2 separate regions of the Homo sapiens genome follow, and region 1 is linked to region 2. A link is a loop called in an ENCODE intact Hi-C map of the cell type or tissue named here. Cell type or tissue: heart right ventricle. All regions are shown on one strand. Each heading gives the region's core, and the rest is flanking DNA. Links, peaks and the distances in the headings are about the cores only. Region 1 overlaps LOC124904876 (a long non-coding RNA gene). Region 2 has its middle 53 kb from the start of OTOR.

What was found. Hi-C counts contacts between places; a loop is a spot of excess contacts. Peaks named below come from ENCODE experiments on the same cell type or tissue, not always from the same donor. Only the 100,000 strongest peaks of a DNase experiment are listed, where the experiment ranks them.
Region 1: a loop joins it to region 2, with 13 times the contacts of the local background. A loop is called at or near these places in 10 of 110 quality-filtered maps.

Annotation. Positions count from the first base shown.
Region 1 is chr20:18,272,673-18,281,144 of GRCh38, forward strand. LOC124904876 (a long non-coding RNA gene) reads left to right here. Exons shown (of 3, transcript XR_007067544.1): 2 at 1-14; 3 at 7,135-7,399. Among named protein-coding and RNA genes, the nearest start is that of ZNF133, 12 kb to the right of the region's middle. In heart right ventricle, for the core only: a CTCF peak has its summit at 4,265 (motif pointing left); a DNase peak (open chromatin) is centred at 4,249; H3K27me3 peaks cover 1,655 bases.
Region 2 is chr20:16,796,906-16,805,377 of GRCh38, forward strand. No RefSeq gene overlaps it. Among named protein-coding and RNA genes, the nearest start is that of OTOR, 53 kb to the left of the region's middle. In heart right ventricle, for the core only: a CTCF peak has its summit at 5,203 (motif pointing right); a DNase peak (open chromatin) is centred at 5,206; H3K27me3 peaks cover 902 bases.

The DNA of each region.
Region 1 (8,472 bases), core at 2,914-5,413, 1.5 Mb after region 2:
CTTCCCATTTCAAGGTTTGAACCAACCCTTGAGTACAGTCCTTACCGAGTCAGCCCTGAGTGCCTTAGGGAAAGAAGTGAGACCGGGCATATCCCCTGGGAGGGGAAACATGTTGCAGCACATCATGACAAAAATATCAAGACAGAAGTTTATAAAATGTGCTAGGAAAATCGAAGGAAGAGGGTGGGGGTGGGAAAACTTCAGAGAAGCAGCGACAACTTGTGCTGGACCTGAAGGATGAATAAGAGCTGCCAGAGGGGACGGGCGCGGTGGCTCACATCTGTAATCTCAGCATTATGGGAGGCTGAGGTGGGAGGAATGCTTGAGCCCAGCAGGTTGAGACTGCAGTGAGCCACGACTGAGCTACTGTACTCCATCCTGGCCAAAAGAGAGAGCCCTGTGTCATAAATAAATGAATAAATAAATAAATTTTTAAAAAAATGTTTGCCAGAGGAAGAACGTGGTGGTATTCAATCCATGAAGTACAGGAGGCTTGATGCCCATCATTTTGAGGGAATTCTAAAATTTTAAGTAGTGAAAAGTGGCAGGGAATACCGTGGGATAGGGAGGAGAAACAGAAAGGAGAGCAGTGAATAGTGGTTAAAACTAGTGGCAGGTTGGGGTAGACTGGAACAGAGTGGAGATTTGATCCTGAAGGCAGTAGGAAGCCACTAGAGGTTTATAAGCAGTGCGGGTAAATGGTCCCAGTTCTGTTCAGATAACAGGGGAGCAGAAAATTGAAAAGAGGTGAGGAGACTTGGGAATGGCTAAAACACTAGCTGAGAAGCCACTGCATTAGTCCCAGGGAGAAATGACGAGGGCCCAAGACTTCATCCAATGCTGAGGCAATGGGAACAGAGAGATCCCGACAGATGTCCACATGCAGAGCACGCAGCAGGTGGTGGAGACTGATGTGTGTCAGGTGAAGGGAAAGGAACTCTAAGAAGGTACTTAATCATTTGTGAAACTGAGAGAAGAGTCAGGAAGTCAATGGAGATGTGGGGACTACAGGAGGAGAAAGAGGTTTGGGAGGGAAAGGACGGGATGAGTTTGAGGCATGCTCAGCTTAAAGTGCCTAATGGTCAGTCTAGCAGAGATGTCTGCCTAGCATTAGAGAATGGATCTGGAGCTCCAGAAAACTGATATGGGATGGATCTTGTATTCTCTCACACAAGAAGACAAAGTTCAATTTTGATTCAAGAGATCACAGAACCATTGTAATTGCAAAACAATGGAGCAATACTCCTTCTATTGATGGATAAAAGCAGGAAAGCTAATCTGGCAGCTGAAAAAGATGGCCCAGTGCCAGGTCAGACTGAGACATTTTTTGGTTTTGTTTTAGGGGTTCTTTGTGTTTTGGAGGGAATTGCAATTTTATTTCCTTGTTTGTTGTGGTCATCTAGATATTAACTGTCTCCTCCCCCTCCCAAGGATGTACTCAATTCCTAGGATCTGGTATAGACTTACTAATCACTGGTATGCATCTTTTTGTCTGCCTGGAGGCGACAAGATTGTGTTTTGTCACACTGGTTACAAGGCGAAAGGGTAAAAAGAAGGCAATTAAAAATAAAGTTATAATATAAATTGTACTGCTTCTCTCTTTGAAGGACTTCATTAGACCTATTAGGAGAGCTGTTTGATATGGTTGAGCAGGGTGTGCACTGAATATTTGTAGAAATGAATATTTATTATAAAAAATTTCAGGTAGATGGCAGAAAAATACCTTAAGGAAGGGGGCATCTTTTTCTAATTTGCACAAAGATACTGTCTGGGCTACTAGAAACTCTCCCTGCTGAAGATGGTTGGCTGCTATGAAACATAACAGCAGTAACATACAGTCATGTGTCGCTTAATGACGGGGAAACATTCTGAGAAAAGTATCGTTAGGCAACTTTATTGTGCGAACATCATAGAGTGACTTACACAAACCTAGATGGCATCATAGAGTGACTTACACAAACCTAGATGGCATAGCCTACTACACACCCAGGCTGTATGGTAGAGCCTATTGCTCCTAGGCTACAAACCTGTACAGCCTGTTACTATACTGAAAACTGTAGGCAACTGTAACATAATGCTAAGTAGTTGTTTGTCTAAACATATCTAAACACAGCATTCATGTTTCTAAACATATCTAAACATAGAAAAGGTAGAGTGAATGTGCAGTATTTGTAATCGTATGGGACCACCGTCATATATGCAGTCAGGAAATGTCATTATGTGGTACATGACTGTATATTCATTTCACCCAGGAATTAGAAGGCTGAAAGGAAACACAATCCATTTTCCAGTTGCTGGAACCACACTAAGAATATCAGCCTGGAATTCAGTCTTTAGCCAGTTTGAATTGTGAACAAATACAATTCAAGATATAATAATCAGGCTTAAAATCTTGTTGTAGTCAAGTGCAATGCTCTTCTACCAAAAGAGAATGTGTAGCATCTCCAGTTTCTGCTTATATCTTGTGGAACTGGAAAAGAAAGCCAGAAGATATCCTGACTTACTCAGTTTTTTGCTAGGATTCATACATCAATTCCTTAAGTGGAAGATGTTCTCTTACATGAATGTGTAGCATCAAGAACATCACAAGTAAGATTTTAATGTGGTTATAATTCATTCCAAAGAGAGAAATACTACTCAAATCCATTACATCTGAACTTGTTTGTTTGCTTTTTAATGTATTTATTGTCTGCTGTAAGCTCCTGAGAAGACAGAGGCTCTATCTCATTTATTGCCAAATCCTTGTTCCTAGAACAGTAGAATAGCAGATGCTCAACAAACCTTTCTCTTGTTCTGGCTAAGCAAATTTATTTAGCCTTTTAACCCAAGATTTAAAAGGATTTAGTCAGAATGAAAAGAAATCAGGAACGGGACCAATTTAAGGTTATACTGATAATCACATCGGTAAGTATGGTGAAAATTTACTGAGCAATTACTGTGTGCGAGGCCACTGTTCTGATGGCTTAAATATGTGGACCCATTGAATCCCCACATGACCCACAGAACCTCATGCAGGTTAAGAAATTTCCGCCAGTTCAGCCAGAGGGTGAGTGGCAGAGCTTGCATTGAAACTTGGGCAGCCTCACTCTACAGCCTGTGCTGTTGCCCATAACAGGCGCTTTAGCTGCTGCGTTTGCCTGAATGCTAATAGCCTTCCACTCCCTTTATTACCTTGAGACTGAGCAGTGTGGACAAATGCAGGTAGCTTTCTTGTCCTTCTTTCAAGAATGTTGGGCCAGGCGCGGTGTCTCACGCCTGTAATCCCAACACTTTGGGAGGTCGAGGTGGGTGGATCACCTGAGGTCAGGAGTTTAAGAACAGCCTGGCCAACATGGCGAAACCCCGTCTCTACTGAAAATACAAAAATTAGCCGGGCATGATGGTGGGCGCCTGTAATCCCAGCTACTTGGAAGGTGGAGGCAGAAGAATCACTTGAACCTGGGAGGCAGAAGTTGCAGTGAGCGGAGATTGCGCCACTGCACTCCAGCCTGGCCGACAGAGGGAGACTCTCTGTCTCAGGAAAAGAAAGAAAGAAAGAAAGAATGTTGTACCTGTACATTTAACTTGTTCAACAGTCATTTTCCCAATTACTCCATTTTGCTAGTGGCAAAACTCCTGATAAGCAGATGTTCTGTCCCTGGGCAGTTTCCTTTGGAAACTACTTGGTGTATGGAAGCTTCACACCCTTAGTTAGCTCAAATATGGCTCCATGCATGCATTTCGAGGCCTGAGGATCCATTTCAGCCCACCATTTTGAAAATGCTCATACAATATTAGCTTCAATGGGGACAAGGGCTTTGTTTGGTTGACGCTATAAACAAACAGTAGTTGGCACCAAGTAGACCCTCGGAAAATATGGAATGAATGAATGAAGCCATGCCCTGAGAGCCCTGAGACAATACGTGACACGTCCATACCCCACCCCCTCCAGTCAACAAGAACGAGAATGGCTATATTACTTATCTGCATTTTATTTTAGAGCAGTAACTGACTATGGAATTACAATAGTGTCTTTTTTCCATCTTCTTCAATTATATCCATAGTTAAAATATAATTAAAATTTCAACCTCACAAGATTTGGAAAGATGCAAAGTCAGTGGCTTCCTCTGAGGCCTTAGCTACCCCTTGTCCAGGGAAAATGCTGGCCTCTGGACAACTGAATCCTGACGAGAACACTTGCGCCGGTCCTCTACCTGAATTGCCAAAAGGGCCCGCAGGGAAAGGAAGGAATCACCATGTTTAGGGCGCCCTCTTCTGTTCAAAGGGCTGAAGCCCGTGGAGCCAGGGCAAGGCTTTCAGCGGATGAGCATCTTGGAGCAAACGTCAGAGAACCACATACTTTCATTCCTGGAAAGGGCTTTAGAGATGACTAGTTCAAACTACACATTACACATGGGAAACTGAGGCCCAAAGGGGTCAAATGCCTCATCCACGGTCACACAATTGGTTAAATCTCGAAAGAGGAAGAAACCGGACTCCCTGGCCCAGACCCCTCAGTAACAAGAGGAAAATGAACTCGTAACTCCAGTCTCTTATGCCTTTGTAAAAATCAAGAAAAATTAATCACAAATCTATAGTGCCAATTTCTTACGATTTATACCTTCAACTTCCTGTAATGTCACTATTCACATTTTCAATACGTTAACAAAGGTTCCCCAAGCATAGATTTCCTTAAGAATCAAAGAGAGACTTGCCTCTATTTTTTTTTTTTTTTTTTTTTTTTTTTGAGACGGCGTCTTGCTCTGTCACCCAGGCTGGAGTGCAATGGCATGATCTCAGCTCACTGCAACCTCAGCCTCCCGGGTTCAAGCCATTCTCCTGCCTCAGCCTCCCGAGTAGCTGGGACTACAGGCACCCGCCACCAGGCCCAGCTAATTTTTATACTTTTAATAGAGACAGGGTTTCACCATGTTGGCCAGGATGATCTCGATCTCTTGACCTTGTGATCCGCCCGCCTTGGCCTCCCAAAGTGCTGAGATTACAGGCGTGAGCCACTGCGCCCAGCCGACTTGCCTCTATTTAGTCCAGCCATTCCTTTCATTATTTTTCTCCACAGGCCTCATATTTGAAGGTTTTTAGTCTACCAAGCAAGCCACACTTTTAGAGTAAAAATGCATTTTCTCATTTAAAAAAGTACAGAAACAATGACCATGTATGAGACGTTACGCTACTGATATTATCAAATGAAATTTAAAATGTGAAATGCTTGAAACAGTGATTGATACATTATAAATATGCCAGAGATGTTCGCTATTATAATTCTACAATAACAATCAACAGTAGAAAGAAAAAAAGTACTTTTGTTAGTCTGTGCAGCCCTATGCAAGATTAATGTATCATTTCAATTTGATATTTTGAAATACTAAAAATAATAGTGGAGTTCAAAGGTAATTCTGGGGATACCTGGAAGCCAAAGATCCCTAGGTTGGGGCCAACTGCTGTAACCCATTAATCTCCCAGCCTGGGGTGGGGGGCTTACTCTGCCCTTACATGGGATTGTGATGCTCTCTCATCTAGTGCGTTGATGTGGGTGCCTTTGTATGAAGGGTGTGTCCTTGGCAGTCCTTCAAGCCTTCTTGCTACTCCACTAAAACAAACATATCCTATAAACAAATTCTTACAGATAGATAGCTGGAGCCTAATAAGGATGTGTTGAATGTTTGCAACTCTTTGCTAAGACCACAGGCTTCTAAAAGGAAAAGAAAAAAAAAAGCTAATTCCATTTATGTGATGTTCTAGAACAGGAATCACTAATTTGGTGACTGCCTTTGAGGCAACAGAATTGAGTTTGACTGGGAAGGGGCATGAGGAAACCTTCCAGAATGGCGGGGATATTCTCATCTCGAGAAGGGTTTGGGTTTTATGGGTGTCTGCATTTGTCAAGATTCATCGAATAGTACACTTAAGATCTGTGCATTTTGTTGTATGTTTTAAATTTAAAAAAAAAAACCATTGACAAATACTGAACTCTAATGACATGTATGCTGAACGATTTAGGGGTGAACTGATGTCTGCAACTTTGAAATGCATCAAAAAAGTGGATGAACTGATGGATGGATAGAGGGATGACAGAAAATATAACAAAAGATATATAGTAAAAAATAACTATGGCGGGCATCTGGATATTCACTGTATGATTCTCTCAACTTTTTTTTTTTTTTTTTTTTTTTGAGACAGAGTCTCACTCTGTCACCCAGGCTGGAGTGCAGTGGCACGATATTGGCTCACTGCAACCTCCGCCTCCCGGGTTCAAGCGATTCTCCTGCCTCAGCCTCGCGAGTAACTGGGATTACAGGCGCCCACCACCACGCATGGCTAATTTTTGTATATTTAGTAGAGACAGGGTTTCACCATTTTGGCCAGGCTAGTCTTGAACTCCTGAACTTGTGATCCACCCGCCTCAGCCTCCCAAAGTGCTAGGATTACAGGCGTGAGCCACCACGCCCGGCCATTCTCTCAACTTTTATATTAGAAAATTGTCACGATATGTTGGAATGAAAACAATTAAGGTAGATGTAATCATTTATTACCTTTAAACATGTTATGCCAACTTATTCAATGTTCAAGCTTCTGCTTTGTAAAAGGACATTTTTAACAGTTCTAACCAAAGAAGGCTGCAGAGTGGAAAGCTAATACCTTGGTGGTACTCTTCTCCACCAACATGGCTGGATGGTAATTACCTGTGACACATCCTTCCCTTTAGACTCTGTGCTGCTGGAGGGCAGGGAGCATGAGGCATTCATTTCATGAGCCATGTGTTTGTGGTGGGCACTTAATTAAGATGTGGTAAGAGCAGAGTTTCTGAGTCAGAAGGGTTCAGATTTGAGTTCTGCAACTTACTGGCTGCATGACCTTAGGCAACGTACTCACTAACACAGAGCTTCCATGTCCTGTCCGTAAAAAGGAAGTCATCTCCATTTGGCTGTCTGGAGGGCTCAGTGAGGTGATGTGACTAAAGCACAGTATCTGGCTCCTGAAAAGAACTTCAAAAATAGTAGCCTGTGCCTGAGACTGAGGCAGACCTGGATCTTTGGGCCCTAACAGAACTACTGGAGGACAAATTCCCAAAGGAATCACTAAATGATGGCTATTTCATTTCATCAAGACTGAGGTATCATGTCAACCCATTTCTAGGACAAAACTTCAGCTGCTGTCTTGGTCTGCTTTATCCACACCTGACCTGTCACTTACAATGTACATTCTGAGGACCAACATCTCCAAACATTGTCCTGGGGCAGGAGCATCCTCCTTACTAGAAAGCTCAGGGCCTCTGAATCAGAATCTGCATCACAACAAGATCCCCAGAATACTGAAGTTTGAGAAGCTCTGGTCTACATTAGATGGTTTTCTAATGGCTCCCTGTTGCCACTGATAATAAAGCTCTCTTGTCTTTACCAGAGCTACAAGTCATCCCTGACTCTCTTCGTCTTCCTTATTGCCCTTAATTTCTTCATTCTTTAGGATCTGCCCTCAGTGCTACTGGTTTTATTGTCATTAAAAAATATTAACGCAATGCTCAGACTTCCTCAATTATGAATATGGTAAAAAAAATTAACTTATGGACAATCTATTCTAAAAATACTAAATATATGGACACGTGGATGCAGCACTGTAGTCCTCCTTATTCACAGTTCCACTTTCTGAGGTTTCAGTTACCCAGGGGCAACCACGGTCTGAAAATAGGCGAGTACAGTACGATAAGATATTTCGGGAGACCACATCCACGCAACTTTTGTTACAGTATATTGTTATAGTTGTTCTACTTTATTATTAGTTATGAATCTCTTACTGTGCCTAATTTATAAATTAAACCATATCTTCAGTTTTTTTGTATAGCAAAAAACATATGTACAGTATGTGGGATTTGGTACTATCCAAGGTTTCAGGCAACCAGTCTTGAATGTAACCCCCCATGGATGGCAGGGGAGGGGAACTACCATATTTAAATTTTTAAAAATTGATAAGGTTTCTTTTCTCAGCTGGTAGGTTTTGTGTTGTTATGATTTTATAAGCTCAGCCACATGCAAAATCGAGTCAAGACACCTTGGCCAGGCAGGTGAGGAAGCTTATGTAGCCCCAACCTTGCCTTCTGCCACTCTGCACCCCATATTCCCTTCTCCAAGCTCTCACAGCTCTCTGCACCTCTGAATAGCTCTGGTGACACTAGGATCAGTGATTTGCCTGTCCTTCTCTCACTGCTACCTGAATACTGTATTTTCTTTCATAAAATAGCATCCTACCTGAATGCCTAGTGCTGACTGGAAAATATGGAGGGAGTGTTGGCATTGGAAATTACAGCTTTGTAACTATTAGGGTAAAAACTAGTCTAGGCAAGAATCATTAATGGATGCACAGTCTTAAATTGTCTCCTCAGAGATGGTCTTAGAAACGAAAAAAATAGTAACTGTACAAGGCAGAAATCAGGCACTACCAAATGTGATATCCCTCACACAACCCCCAAATAAAACATTC
Region 2 (8,472 bases), core at 3,691-6,190:
TATATATTTTAATTTATTTTTCTTTCCTTCTTTAGCAAATGCTATTGAACACTGAGATGAGTAAATGCTTATTTAGTGATAATGTCACTTAATCAAGCAGTATAAATTTAGCCAGAATAAATATTTGAAGTTCGGGGTACATATGCAGGATGTGCAGGTTTGTTACATAGGTAAATGTGTGTCATGGGGGTTTATTGTACTGATTGTTTCTTCACCCAGGTGTTCAGCCTAGTATCCATTAGTTATTTTTCATGATCCTCTCCCTTCTCTCACCCTTTATTTTCCTATAGGCCCTAGTATGTGTTGTTCCCTTCTATGTGTCCATGTGTTCTCATCACTCAGCTCCCACTTATAAGTAAGAACATGACTTATCTGATTTTCTGTTCCTGCCTTCACTTGCCAAGGATAATGGCCTCCAGTTCCATCCGTGTCCCTATCAAGGGCAGGATCTCATTCTTTCTTATGACTACATAGTATTCCATGGTATATATATACCACATTTTCTTTATCCAGTCTATCATTGATGAGCATTCCATGTCTTTGCTATTGTGAATAGCACAGCAATGCACATATGCGTGCATGCGTCTTTATAATAGAACAATTTATAGTCCTTTGGATATATAAGTAATGGGATTTTTGGGTTGACTGGTATTTCTGTCTTTAGGTTTTTGAGGAATCACCACACTGTCTTCCACAATGGTTGAATGAATTTACACTCCCTCCAACAATATATAAGCATTCCTTTTTCTTTACAACCTCACCAGCATGTTATTTTTTGACTTTTTATTAATAGCCATTCTGACTGGTGTGAAATGGTGTCTCACTATGGTTTTGATATGCATTTCTCTAATGACCAGTGATGCTGACCTTTTTTTATATGCTTGTTGGCTGCATGTATGTCTTCCTTTGAAAAGTGTCTGTTCATGTCCTTTGCCCACTGTTTAATGGGGTTGTTTGTTTGTTTCTCATAAATTTAAGTTCCTTATAGATGCTGGATATTAGACCTTTGTCAGATGCATAGTTTGCAAAAATTTTCTTACATTCTGTAGGTTGTCTGTTTACTCTATTGATAGTTTCTTTTGCTGTGCAGAAGCTCTTTAGTTTAATTAGATACCATTTATCAATTTTTGCTTTGCTTTTGGTGTCTTTGTCATAAAATCTTTGCCCATGCCTATGTCCTGAATGGTATTGCCCAGACCCCATTGTCTCAGTCCAAAAGTGTCTTAAGCTGATAAGCAACTCCGGCAAAGTCTCAGGATACAAAATCAATGTGCAAAAATCTCTAGCATTCCTATACCACCAACAGTCAAGACAAGAGCCAAATCACAAATGAACTCGCATTCACAATTGCCACAGAAAGAATAAAACACCAAGGAATATAGCTAACAGGCGAAGTGAAAGATCTCTACAAGAAGAACTACAAACCACTGCTCAAAGAAATCAGAGAGGACACAAACAAATGGAAAAACATTCTATGCTCATGGATAGGAAGAATCAATATTGTTAAAGAATCAATATCATGAAAATGGCCATTATTCTCAAAGCACTTCATAGATTCTGTGCTATTTCCATTAAACTTACTGTTGACATTCTTCACAGAACTGGAAAAATTATTTTAAAATTCATACGGAACCAAATAAGAGCCTGAATAGCCAAGACAATCCTAAGCAAAAAGAACAAAGCTGGAGGCATCATGCTACCCAACTTCAAACTATACTACAGGGCTACAGTAACCAAAACAGCATGGTAGTGGTACAAAAACAGACACATAGACCAATGGAAGAGAATAGAGAACCCAGAGATAACACCACACACCTACAATGATCTGATAACATGAGTAGCAATTCTAAGTAAGGGGACAGAAGGAATAAATAAAAAGCCTGAGAAGTCTGTTAGACCTGATATAAAATAATAAATCAAGAGAATGAAAAATCAATATGGATTTACTGCACAAGCTCATCTGGAATAAAAAAGAAGCAATTAGTGAAAAGAGCCAGTACAGTTTTAAAGAGACAAAACAATGAGAATAATGTGCTCCTCCTTCTAATATAAAAATAAACTGGATAGCTATTAAGATTAGAATAGCATTTCTCTGGTTGGAACCCTGACGAACAGCTCAATAAAAAATAATGAGTCCCAAAAGACACCCTAATTTAAAAAAAATGCTCAAAATAGGATAAAGGAAACATCACAAATCAAGAATGAAGTAGCATAGGGTGAGAAAGCAGATTGTTGTTTCACATTATATGCCCAAATAAAATCTAACCAAAAAGAATTAATGGAAACAAAACAAAAACAACAATTTTGTGATAAACTAGAACAGTATATGACTTTTAGCTGGATTTCAGTGGGAAATGGCTTCTTTAGCTTTAAAGTGATGGAAGAATTTACCACCACTCAGCCTTGCTGCGTTGCTCCGGCTGTGTTGGTCCACTCCGGGCACAACTAACTGATCACAAGGTGTCAGGGACTTTATTTCATCTTAATAAATTGTCTCCTGGCAAGTCTGAATGAACAGATTAGGACCTGATGTCTTAAAACAATGTTTATCATACTGTGATCAGTAAACCAGCTACATCTGAATGTCCTGAGGTAAACTGTTACATAAATAAATAAAAAGACAGAAATGTTTTAAAAAGATAAATTTTTAAGGAATTCTAGATTCTGTCTTAGGTATGTTGAATCATTATCTCTTGGACATACAAAATCAAAATAAGCTCAGGACACTACGCATTTTAACCACATTCTTAACACAATAGCAAGTTTTGAGAATTACTGGCTTGACAGAAGCACTGTTCAGTGGACCAGAAGGAGAGGCTTTAACAGAGATACTAGAACATAGTGGTGGTATCTCTATTGTGCCCTCCTAGGGATGCCCGGAGAAAGGTCCTGGTTTCTCATCAGGACAAGTCAGATTCTCTCTGAGTATGATAAACCTGCCCAGTCCCTGTCTCCCCTGCCTTTCTTTCTGGGTTTACAACCTGCAATTGGCATGGTTTGCTGAAAACCAATGGTTAGAGCGTAAAATAGAAATCTCTGTATATATTTTCTAGAAACAGCCTCCATCATTTGGATAAAAAGTGGTAATCGGCCATTTGTTACCACTGACTTTTGTGAGAAAATTACTGTTGAGTACATCTAGAACAATGAATTGACTTGCTCAATCTTCGTTTAACCTTCCTTCTAAGTTTGAGAGGTTTGAAAGCCAAACACTGTATTTTTCAGATTTCTTTGCCGTTAGAGTTCTGGAAGCAACTTAAGCTTTGTGATTAGATTGACTCACATGATGTTTGGATCATAGGAATGAGGTGAAAGCATCTTCCTGCATACGTGTTGGCTGAATCTGTTGGGAAACAAGGAGATTCTGAAGCATCTTGCCAAAAGACTACTGAGTTTTCTGGCCCCATAGACACCAGTGGCTTCTCGAATTTGGGAGAACTCCAGGGGTGGTCTCTGGGCCGGTAGTTTCCCTGGTGGGTCGCTTCTGCAATGTTCCAACAGCTGATGATTCCTGAAGCCCAGCCCAGAATGTGCTCCTTTAGGTTCAGCAGTGACTTTGTAAATGTCTGTATTAAATCCTTCCCTGCTTAAAATAAGCAGGGTGGGTTCTGTTCTTACCCCAAACTGTAATGGATACAACAATAATCAAGGGTTTGGAGAGTTCATCGTTGAGGTGTCTTGACTGGGTTTTAAATTTGTCAGTGAAACTGACAAATTTTCTTGAAGAAGTGGTAAAAGCTATTAATTTTATTAAATATTGGTCCATAAATATGTATCTTTTAAATTATCTGCATGATGAAATGGGAAGTGTGCAGAGAGCACTTCTGCTGTACACCAAAGTACAACATTCATTCAGAGGAAAAACTCTTGTCTGGTTGTTAGGGTTGTGAGGGTTGTAATCACTTTTTTTTTGGTGGAATGCTATTTTTACTTGAAATAACTGACAGATAAAGTAAGGTTATTCAGATTTGGGTGTTGGGTGTTTTCTAAAAAATAATCAGAATGAATGTGTCATTTCGAGGAAAACCAGTTGGTACTTGGTGAAAAAATACGAACTTTCAAGCAAAAACTAGAATTGTAGGAAATGTGTATTCACCACAGTGAGCTTGACATTTTCTTCACTTAAAGACTTTTCTGATATGATTAGTGATGAAATTACTACACACATTTTTTTTTTTTTTGAGACAGAGTCTCGCTCTGTCGCCCAGGCTGGAGTGCAGTGGCACAATCTCAGCTCACTGCAAGCTCCGCCTCCCGGGTTCACGCCATTCTCCTGCCTCAGCCTCCAGAGTAGCTGGGACTACAGGCGCCCGCCACCACGCCCGGCTTTTTGTGTGTGTGTGTGTGTGTGTGTGTGTGTGTGTGTGTGTGTGTGTGTGTGTATTTTTAGTACAGACGGGGTTTCACTGTGTTAGCCAGGTGGTCTCAATCTCCTGACCTTGTGATCCACCCGCCTTGGCCTCCCAAAGTGCTGGGATTACAGGCGTGAGCCACCGCGCCCGGCCACTAAACACATTTTTGATTGCACAATGTAATGTAGTACGTTAACACTTGGGAGGTCTACATAACTCAGTAGCCCATATTTTCCTGAGAAGTAAGGTTACAAAATCATGCACTGGTAAATATCTATGCAAAGTGGAAGAGAAACCAATAGATTTTAATGTAACTGTGAAGAAAAAGTTCACTGACACATTTGCAGATTTCACAGTGCAGCTCAACTTCAAGAAACTATCACTCGTCAAGTTTTGTTGTAGTATCCAGAAAGAATATCTACAATTATTTGAAAAGGCTATATATTTGTGGAGGTTGAAATTTTCTTCATGTAATCAACAGAAACAACATATTTAGATTTAATGTAGAAGCATATATGAGAACCCAGATGTCTTTTATTAAGCCCTATGCTATAGATATGCAGGATTTTAAGACAATGCATCTTATTGTTTGGAAAGCAACGCTACTTTTAATAATATATGTTATTCACCCTAATATGTAACAGGTTTATTGTTATTTTAATACATAAGAAAATACTAAAATTTTCTGCTTCAATTTGTAATTCTATAAATATCGATAGATATGGCCCATTTGCACAGAAATTCTTTACGGCCCTCGATAATTTTTAACAGTATACAGGGATCTTATGAACAAAAAGCTTGATAACTGCTGTTTTAGAGAACAAGCAAGTCAATACCACCTTCCGCCAGGAGATGCCGCCACTAACACATGTTGCACACTGACGGCTTAAATTTGAGGCTTCAGGGTCTGCAATACACACAGGTGACTTACATCAGTTTAATTTTTCACTTAAGCTAATGGTGAGAAGAAGACAATAGAGAGAGGAAGACCATCTCTAAGTCTTAATACAATTCAAAATGAACTTCTGATCAGACCTAGGCAGGGAAACAAGAAAAACAAAAGAAAGGATGATCTCAAAACTGCAGAGGGGAAACAATCACTGTTTATTGGCACCGCCTGCAGCAGCGAGCGCTGCCCTCTCCGCATCGGACCTCCAGGCTGGAGAGCACCCCTGGATTTCCAGCTATAAATGAGGTCAAGCTTTTTCCGGAAGGAAACTTTTCCACTGCTCTCGTTGCTCTTTACATAAAGAGCAAAATTCCTAGCCACGAACTTCAAGTTACTGTGAGACTTGGCCCTGACCCCAGTCGTACACCCTCCAATGCCCACAGACTGAATCTATTTCACCAAATTTACAGAAGTGGTTCTCTGAGCAATACTTCACAGCCATGGAGCTGTCTTAAACATGATGTCATTTCCCTAGTATCATGAAATATTATATAATATTATTTATGTAGCTTGTTCTCTGGGAAATCTGTTCTGAGAAATTGCGTCATCTCCAAAACGTAGTGCCCAACCACCTGGAATATAATTATGATTATTAGCGGCTAAATATTGTGAAGTCTCTGTTCCTAATTGTCCAGAACCATTAGCAATGCCTTAGAATGTGTATATTTCCCTCCCATATTGATGTCCCCGCACTTGAAAATAATCAATCCCTTCTAATTTACAGTTGCTGTGAAATATGAAATGTAATGATATCACTACCAACTGATATCAGTTCTGGAGCACAGTCATATTCTTTTCTGATTTTTCTTTCTTTGTTTCCTGTTCTTCATGTGAATCCTTTTTGCTGTGCTGATTTGGGCTCACTAATTTTTCCTCTGGATTTTCATTTCTCTGCCTTCTTCAAGGGAATCCCTGTGCCTTCTGCTGATTTCATATCTCCAGCCTTACTCTGGCTAACTCACACTCACTCCCCTCCTACCCACTGCCAGCCGAGAAAGGGTGGTGGCTCTTTCTTCATCTGCAGAAGAGGAATCTCATGTGTGTATGGGAGAGGAAAGTTCAATGCCCTGGTATGGGTCATTCATCAAATTGTCTTCTATCCTGCCTTCCAGAGATCTAGGTAAACTAGCTTGGCCATCAATGCCATGGCTCATCAATGTCCAAGACCCAATCTAAAAGATTGGCTAAGAATTTTGGGAGGCTTATGTTCACAGGGCCTTCTCAGTCTCCAGGCTTCTTATACTTCCAGTCTCTGCTTTGCCCTAGGATGCGTGAAACAACACCCCCTTTGAATTTTGCCTGAAGTCCACTGGCTGAAAGCATTGATGAGCATTGTGCACTTTGTGGGGTCATTTCAGGGGAGTTCAGAAGACAGCAATAGAATCAATTTTGCAATGGAATGGCAAGCAATACTATTTTCCTTTGTCGTCCCTCCCCTCACCTAGTCCCAGCCGCCTTTTGCTTTGCTGGCTGTTTTTATCCATCCTCCCTTGGCTCTCATCTCTTCTCTCATCTCTCCTCATCTTCCTGGATCGGTAAGTCCTCCCTTCTGCAGCTTGGCACCAGCAGGCAGAAGGCTGCAGAAGGGAGGGCAAAAGACTTACTGATCCAGCCTTCAGCAGGCATTTTCTTTTGGAAATTGATATGCTAATTCTAATATTATATGGCGATGCCAAAGACCTGGAACAGCCAGAACACTGAAAAAAGAACAACAAATTTGGAGGGCCAACACTCTCTGATTCCAAGAATTATTATAAATCTGGGTGATCTTTAGAAAACTCTGATGCCCAAGCCACACTGCAGAACCATTAAATTTCCATCTGTAAGTGTGGGGCCCAGCAGCAGGAGTTTTTAAAGCTCCCCGGATTATTCCTCTGTGCAGCCCAAATTTAAAGCTGCCCCAAGCCGGCGTATTTCATTAGTCCTCTAGAGGGCGCCCCAAGCTCGCAACTGACCGAGGAATGGCGCTTGCAACTAAATAGATGGTCACCAGACCTTCTGAAGCTGACTTTATCAGACAATCAGATAATGTGGGGAAAGAAGGAAGAATAAAGAATAGAAACAGCCGAGCGCGGTGGCTTATGCCTGTAGTCCAGCAGTTTGGGAGACTGAGGTGAGAGGATCGCTCGAGGTCAGGAATTCAAGACCAGTTTGGGCAACATAGCAAGACCCTGTTTCTACAAAAAAAAAAAAATTATCTGTGCATGGTGGCATGAGCCTGTAGTCTTAACTGCTAGGAAGGCTGAGGTGGGAGGATTGCTTGAGCCCAGGAGGTCGAGGCTGCAGTTAGCTATGATTCTGCCACTGCATTCCAGCCTGGGCCACAGAGTGAGACTCTGTCTCTAAATATATATATATATAAAATATTTGTATAAAATATATTACTATTATTTTAATATTTTATTTAATATTATTTACTATTTATATGTATTATATATATGTATGACTGATGAACACTACCACTGGCAGTATTATTTTTTTAGTTACATTAAGTATTTGTCATGTAGGGGAATTGAAAACAGTTTAACCGCTTTTGATTCTGTATCAATGGCATCCTTGTATGAAAAGAAACACTAATTCTAAATTAATCTTTGTGGCTAATGGGACTTTAGATTTAGCCTGGCCGTTGGAACCTCATCAGTCTTGGCTCTGGTTTAATCTTCTAAGCAAGCACTTCCACGGTCCTACATGTCCCTTTTGTTTCAGCCGTGCTGGTCTAATCACCTTTTTCCAAACTTGAGGTCCTACTGCCCCCCTAGGTTAAGTGGCACCTCCCTAGGCTGACTTCGACATTCCCCAGCCCTGTCACAGCTCTGGTCTGGATGCTGATTAGGAACTTGTTAACATCTTCCTGGCTCATCGATACCCCCTGTAATTTTGAATTGTTTTATGCCTTGACCGATCAACTAGAGTGTATACTTTGTGAGTCCCAGGACCTCATCTTTAATAATCATGAGTAGTACTTGCATATAGATGGTTGATCCATATTTGCTTGATGAAAATATTTGTTCTGGTTTGATGAGCTTAAAGTGAGTTTGAGAAAAGGGTCCAGTTTTACCATTTTCTCCCTAGGTCTTAGCATCCTGCCTGGAACAGAGAAAGCACTTAACACACCATTGTTGACTGAGATGTATGTGTCCATGTTCAGTACCTACTTGCACAGGAATGTGA